2 separate regions of the Mus musculus genome follow, and region 2 is linked to region 1. The links are chromatin contacts, found by Hi-C or POLR2A ChIA-PET in ENCODE. All regions are on one chromosome and are shown on one strand. Each heading gives the region's core, a stretch centred on a gene start or an enhancer-like site at or near the end of the contact. The rest is flanking DNA. Distances are from core to core; before and after follow the strand shown.

The links. A loop is a pair of places that touch in the nucleus more often than their neighbours do. ChIA-PET counts read pairs that join two places held with the same protein, here RNA polymerase II (POLR2A).
Region 2: a map of T-helper 17 cell shows a loop between it and region 1 (2.9-fold over the local background). The contact joins the promoter of Zfat here to the promoter of St3gal1 in region 1. A Hi-C loop is called at or near these places in 1 of 37 maps with a recorded cell type or tissue (T-helper 17 cell). POLR2A ChIA-PET finds 5 or more read pairs at or near these places in 2 of 5 experiments (Patski and embryonic stem cell).

The regions. Positions count from the first base shown.
Region 1 is chr15:67,174,455-67,178,438 of GRCm38, forward strand. It overlaps St3gal1 (ST3 beta-galactoside alpha-2,3-sialyltransferase 1), which reads right to left and starts at 2,428. Exons shown (of 9, transcript NM_009177.4): 1 at 2,178-2,428.
Region 2 is chr15:68,256,772-68,260,218 of GRCm38, forward strand. Zfat (zinc finger and AT hook domain containing) reads right to left here and starts at 2,085. Exons shown (of 16, transcript NM_001145888.1): 1 at 1,897-2,085. The coding sequence starts at 1,915.

The sequences.
Region 1 (3,984 bases), core at 1,178-3,677:
TAGGAATGGCTCCGCTTTACAGATATGGAAGCTGTGGTTTTCAGAGGCTAAGTCATATGTTCAAAGCGAAGTTCTTCATCTTACACCCAATTTTAGGCACACACAGGAGACACAGATGGAGAATTTTAGTTTTTTTTTTTTCTTTCTTTTAGCCAATCATGAAAGTTCAGAAAATGACTAGGCTTTGGTGTTTGGGACAGGAAGGGGAAGTGCAGAGGCGCAGGGGCCCAACCCAGTGGCTTTGGTCACCCTTTCTCACAGCTTAGTTTAACCGCTCTATCCAAAGCAGCCGACAGGGGGCAATGCATCCCTCTTTTTCAAACCTGGGGGCGCTCTGGGCCATCATCCAAGAAAGAAAACCTAGGGACACCGCCCGCAGTTTCCAGAACTGCACACTCTGGTTTAGCAGGGTGGGTGCTCAGCGCTCTCCTGGAAGTCACTGGATGAATTTTAATTTAGTAGCAATCGTGGAAAGGGACAAGGGGCGTCCGGACTCGGGACGCCTTCTAGAGGCCCTTTTAGTGCGCACAGTGTTAGCATCAACTACAAGTCAGAAGCGGTGGCAGAGATCGTCCCCTGATCCTAGCAGTCTTTCTGCTGGGGAGCGCCCCTCACCTGCAGCAGGAAGGCGTGGGCGCTCCATCTCACCACAAGTCCATGGAAGCGTGGGGACCCGAGACAGTGGTAAACTGGGAGAGGACAGGCTTTACCCATTAAACACAGAGAAAGTCTGGCAAATGCCTGATGTAGCAACTGTGCGAGCTTGTTCCTGTCCTGGGGGGTGGGGGGTGGGGGAGGGTCACTAGTGTCTCCGGGAGTCAATCAGCTTCCGAGATGGCTTGACCATCCCAACTCCCACCCACTCGCACGCTTTTGGGCGCGCACATGTCTCTCATGGAGCGCGCCACCAATTCCTGCTGGAGGAAGAAGCTGGCTAGGACCCTTGTGCAAAAGGCTGGAGAAACTCCAGGTTCCAGCAGATGGATGGAGGTTCGGGCACCTTTTCTGAGACTCCACGGTGAAGCAAGGCGAAGGGCCCCACGCTTTACCTGTACTACGAGGCAGGCACCGGGAGACTTAATCCCCTTCTCGAGTTCAGCCGCGCTGCCTCCCGCAAGGTCACACTCAAACACCCACGCGTAGAAAAACGAGGGCTGAAAGTTGCTTGCGCAAAGGTCCGAATCCCGAGCTAATAGTACTCCAACCAAGTCGCTTTGTCCGGTGTCACCATTGCCCACCCCGTGCACATATCAAAGCAGCAGACCATGCCCTGCGCAGGTCACACTACAGAGATGCAGACTTTGCTAACTTTTGTCCCATTATTTCTTGGCAGCTGCGGCGCCTAACGGGTTTGGAGCAGATTCCAAGTTTAGACTTTCCACCGCCACGCTCACTTTGACCACCCTCATCTACCCACTTTCTGACACACCGCTTTTTGCTGTGCTGTCCTAAGCTCCAACTTCTCCCCGAGATCCGAAACGGGGCGGTATTAGAGGTGTCCCGGGGACCAACAGCCTCCTCCCGGGTCCGCGCCTGCCCACAGCTGATCGGGAGACTCCATCCGGACACTGTCCAGACCTCTGGTCTGGAAAACCAACGCTTTCCAAGCGTCCCCAGTGTCCCAGCCCGAGACCTCCGCTTCTCTAGAGAGTGGGGACAATCTGCGCCTGATGGAGTCTCCTACCCGCGGCCCGGGCGGGGATCCACTGCGGTGCTGGGCGCAATGTCACCACGGCCGCTCCGGGAGCCACTGCTACAACTGCCATAGGCTCTTCACTGAGCTCCGGCAGGCTCCTCCAGTAAGTGCCAAAGAGCCTGGAGCCCCAGAGCTGGAGTCTCCTCCCTGACCCGCAGGTAGAAGACCACCGTGGCGGAGACAGAGATCTCTCTCCTTGTGTCTCCCTCTTGGCGCCTAGGGTCTTTGGTCCCATTTCTACTGTTACACCTTTCTAGTCCCTTTCCCACCCCTTCTGTGCCCGGGTCGGGACGATCACCTCAGTACTCAGAGAACACAAGCAACATTTCTCCAGCCCCAACTCGCGAGGGGGCGCCGTCCCTGGGGCACCGGGACAGGGACCAGCTGGGTGCGTACTTACCAAAGCCAGAGACACTCCGGACTTTGGGGGCACTGAAGAGGTTCAGAGAGGTATCTAAGGAGATGTGTTCAGGATACTTACCCAGCCAGCTCAAACCTCACGCTCCTTCTCTGCCTCCTCCTCTCTCCTCCCTCCGGTTTAGGGCTCTTTGTCTTTGCAAAGTGTCGAAAGTGTCTGGCATAGTGGGCTCCGCCGGCAGAGGTTAGCGCCGGAGAAAAGGGAGGCGGGGTGAGGATGGGAGCCGCCTCTGGAACACCTTCCCCCGGGTGTAACGGGAGTGAGAGGCGGGGCGTCCGGGGAGGAGTCGCTTTCGCCCGCCCGGTCCCAGCCGTGACTCCGGCGCGCCCAGCACGGCTCTTCGGCTCTAGGTTCCTCCCCTTCCTCCGCCCAGCGCCCGCCCCTTGGCGCTCGGGCGCCCCCCTCCGCCCCTCCTGCCGGCCTCAGCTCGGCTTTCCTCTAGCTTGGGGCTTCCTGCAAGCTCAATATAGCTCAGCCAAGCCACGTGGACAGCAGCGGGCTGGGTGGAGGCCGGACCCGTCTGAGAGACGCCGGAGGAGGCAGCGCGGGAACAATATCACTGCCTCAAGAGAGGGATCTGCGGGAACAGCTGGCGAGGCTAGGGAAGAACTCCCGAGAGGCTCGAAGCCCGTGGGGTCAACCCGAGGGACGAGGCGTTGGGCGTGCACCGAGAGGATGTGGCTGGCGGTGCCCAGAAGAGCCCCATTCAGGGTCGCAGTGGAGAGAGAGGGCGATCAGGCAAAGCCACCGCTTTTTCTGAGGGCGTGGGACTCGAGGTGGGATTTAGGTAGGCTTGGGGAGGGGCACCGCGGGGTTAGGGATTGCGGTGTCTGTGCAGCCAGGACTGGGAGCCGCAGAGCAGGTCACTATAAGCATCCACATCCCCGCCCTTCCCGTCTACTCCGCCGAGGGCCTTTCCTTTGCGGATGGATAGACAGCTTCGCAGACCAGCGCTAAGCAAAGGCTGATAGTGGGAATCAGAGTTAGAAAGGTCCCCAAGGCAGCCTGGGGATGGGGATTTGGTTTAGGTTAGGGTAGAAGTTTTTCTGTTTTAATAGGGAAGTGAGGGTACGGAATTTAACGTGTGTGGGTCGTAGATCATAAATGGTGGATTTAAAAGGCATTTCTAAGATCTGGTTTGTCAGTGGGTATCCTCTCACTGGAACTATCTCATCTACAACTTTTCCGTGGAATGTTAAGAGGAAAGACGGTGTGCGCAGGAGTCTCTCCGTTTTCAGTTCTGGAGACTTCTGGGGACAAGCCTTTGCAGTGGGGGAGGCCAGAGCTGCCTGGCTGTTTACTCACTAGAATGAGGCTGTAATGTTGGGGCGAATTTGCGGCACTTCTCCATTACGGTGTGATCTTGGGCTCTTTGGGCCATATCCACTGTTTCCTAGGTTTGTGTTTCCACGTACTCCCTTGCAAAGGGCCCTGGTCCCAGCGTTCGTTTGCTTGGGTTGTTGTACTGAGCAAGTGGATACAGGGCTCTTGAAACTGCCCTTGGCATCTAAGAGCTCACTCAATCCAAGCCAGCTTGTGGAAGGAGGAAGGAGTGGGTTTCAACTCTGCTTCTGGACTGCCTAGATAGGGTTGGTACACTGTGTAAGTTCCGAGGAAGTAGAAGAGAAATTGTTAAAAGGGAAGAAGTGGAGGACAAAGAAACAACAAACTACCAGAAAAGGAAGGAAAAGAACAGAAACCTCTAAGTTATAATTTGTGTGTGCGGGGTAAGGGAGAAGTATTGCCAAGACTCTTCCAGTTAAACCTCACTGGGGTCTGATCTGCCACTGGGCTGTCCCTCACCAGGATATGAGAGGAGGGGGTCTCCAAGGTGTTCTATGACCTGTGCTGAGTAGTTTTCTCTGCTGTT
Region 2 (3,447 bases), core at 835-3,334, 1.1 Mb after region 1:
ATCTGGAGTGCCACCAGTGTGAGCAAGGTAGAGGCACAACACATGGGCCTCAAGCACAAGGGTCACAGCCCCTGCCTCAGGAGCTCTCAGGAGCTCTCAGAGTCTCTCAGGAGCGGCTCTCTCCAGCAAAGCTGTGAACAGTGAGAGACTGCCTCTGAAGGGAGTACCTGCCCCTGGAAAGTTTGACACGCTGAAAGCTTAACAACCCCAACAGGTGACAAGGGACAAACCATTAGGCTAAATCCCCCTCTATTAAACTGACCCATCTTGATAGAGAGGTTTTCAGGGGCAGCATGCATGAGACATCTATAAAAGAAAATGAGAGGAGGAGAAACAGTGTAATCACCCAACTCTGACTAGGCCTGCTCTGAGCAGCCACTAGATTCTCCTTCAAGACAGCGATAGCTGAGAAGCTGTTGTGTACACTACAAGGTGGGAAAAGAAAGAAGCAGAAACCTTTGCACCCAAAGCAAAAGATACCATGAAAAAGAGACCAACACAGAACAGAGCTGGAACACACACAGAACAGAGCTGGAACTGGGGCAATGACCACCCAGCCTGTTTACCACCCAAAGCCGCCTTTCCAACACCAAAACGGGAAATTTCCCAGAAACGAGCTGACAGAAATACATTTTGTTCAAACTATGAGCCTTCTTCACTTGTCATGGCTGGAAAACAGAAAGATAACCTGTTTGGGGCTTGTTGTGTGTCCCTTTGACCTATAGCCACTCTGTAGCACCAACACTAATTTCACAGATCAAGTGATAGGTTCCAAAGCTAAAGGTGGAGAGTAGTGGAGGTAAGCCCCAGGAACGTGAGTTTTCTGTCCCCTGTATGGATGGACCCAGGCTCCAGCAGGAAACCACAGTGACGTGTACAAATGATCAGCAGCTCCTTCACTCAGTCATTCAATAGAAGGTCACCCCTACTAAGAGCCTGTCTGAATTCCAGGGGACAGTGACAAAGGCCAAGCAAACATATGGTTCACATTGTTTTCCAAGCCAGAAGTCCGATCTCTTTAAAGCTCCACTGTCAGGAATCTGGGCTCTCAACTTTTCTCTTCTTCAGTGAATGACCAACTAAGAACAACCAGGAGACACTGGCAGCGACCCTCGGAAGTCAGGGTCCAAGAGTCTAAATTGGTGTCAATCACAGGCTAGAGGTCACAAGCTTAAGGTTAAGGGGAGTCACCAGGGGTTAAGTGAAAAGTCTACCCTTCCAATGAGACCAGCTAAAGCAGCTTCTGGCTAGACAGTCTGAGGGCTGCCTGGAGGAAGTGGCCTGGAGCCACTTCGTTCAAGCGCACGAGGACAATGCCCTACAGCACTGGGCCAAAGACAGAAGGCAAATGACTACTTGCATGGGACAGGGTCACCCGTGATAAAGCCCATCTCTCTCATTGGCCGCTCCCTCTGAAGGTCACTAGAGAAGGCTGGACTTGAAGCACGTCCTGGCTAAGAACACGGGGTTGATCACTGGGAAGGGGAAGTCATCTACTTTACGAAACTGTTGACTAAGCAAGAAGCCAACTCAAAGCTCACACAAACAGCGGCAGGCAACGGGACTCGAACACCTATGCAGCCAGACGCCCGCGGATGGCCGCTGGCGGGCGCCCTGGCACCGCCCACAGCCCTGGAAACTGCTCCCCAGGCGCGCAGGGCGCTCCCCTCGCTTGCTCTCCACCGCCTCCCTTTTTTTTCTTTCCTGCGGCAGGATCAAGCCAGCTTCCAAACGTGGGCCGCAGAACGCTGCGACGTCGGCGCTCCGCCCGCCCGTGGATCCCTCCGCCGGCCCGAGTCTGCGCGCGGCCTCCCCACTGCACACCACGAGCGGTTTCCCGCGCGGCGCCGCGCCCCACCCCCACCCCGCCGCGCCCCAACCCCCATCCCCGCTCACCTGCCGTCCGCGTCTCCATGGCAACGCCCCCACGGCGGAGGAAAAAAAAAGCCTCGGGCTCTTCCCGGCTCCCTCCCGGGCTGAGCGAGAAAGTCGGACACCCTGAGGAAACTTCGCTCTTTATTTTGATTTTTTTAGGGAAAGAGCCGGAGAGGTTATGGCGAATCTGCGGCATCCAACATGGCGGATGGAGTCTTCGCCCTCCTCTCCCCGGGGATCCGACGCCTACGTAGCGACGTCGGTCGCGGGGAACCGCCCTCGGCACGCAAGGCACAGTGCGCATGCTCGCGGCTACCCTAGGTGCCGGCCTCTCGTCCCGGCGTTCTGCGCGCTGTTTTGGGCCACGCCCGGGGCGGGACGCTGTGATCCTGGGACGTGGGAGTCAGGACCCGGAATGTCCTGAATCCTCTTCCGTGCGGGGACGGCTGCGAGTGGGCAGGCTAGTGCGCCCCTTTGCATACTAGCTTTTCCGGGGCTCAGTTTCCCAAGTTGCCGGTCGGGTTGACTAGGTGTAGTTGGCCCAGGCAGGCTCTCCCAGGGTCCGGGACGAGCCGGGTTGGAAGTGACAGTGCCTCGCACATCTTTTTTTTTTTTTTTTTTTTTTTTTTTTTTGGAAGCTCAGTGACCACCTTTCCGTTTTTTATGTTAGGAGCTTAGAGCCCCCTCCGCACGCTGCAGGAAGCGTCTGTTCCACGTAACTTTGATAGAATATATTTCTACCGACATCGAAGTCCCTTATCCCTACCTATCTTGGTCAGCTTTTTAGCATTCGAAACTGGGAATGAGTTTTAGAGTTGGCCAATTAAGTATATATATAATAATAACAGTCGTACTTGTGCTGGTAAAGCTATCTTTTAGAAAGGTTTTTAAATTAGCCATTGTAAAAAAGTACTCCACACATACAGAAACAAGAGAAAAATGTTAAAAGAAGCAGGACGGAAATGACCGGCGTCTGGGCAGCCCTGGTTTGTTTTTACAGTGCTGGTGAAATGCTGAGTATAGTCCTTCTGTAGTGTTTAGCTTGGAGTGCTCCTCAGACAGCTCTAGGTTCCTCTCTCTTACCCCCACAGGTCGAGGTCATGTGTTTATTACTTCTTCACATTCAGTTGCGCATAACTGTTTGCTACCCCTTTCTGCCATGGACTGAGTTTGCCGAGCGGAGAGAGGGTCCTGTCACAAAGGCCCCTGGGTCTTTTAGTCTTTGCCTACCCATCACAGATTTCATAGTAATGCTACTGAACGACTGAATGAGCTCATTCATTTTGTTCACTTTTTTAAAAACAAAAACCAGAAACGTTGACGTGCCTTTGGGCAGTGAACCTTAAGATGACTGGTCTAATTCTTCATTCTTCTGTTTAGTACATATTTAAAAACATCTTTATTTCAGTGGGCAGGTGAGCAAAGGACAGGTGTTCAGGAAGGTTGTGTAGCTTTTTTGAGATCACATAGACAGTCCATGAAGTGTGTGGCCCCACCTTTCCACAACCCACCAGATGCCGGTAGACACAATGTGAGGAGAATCAGGAAGTTGTTGCTTCACCTCCACTAACT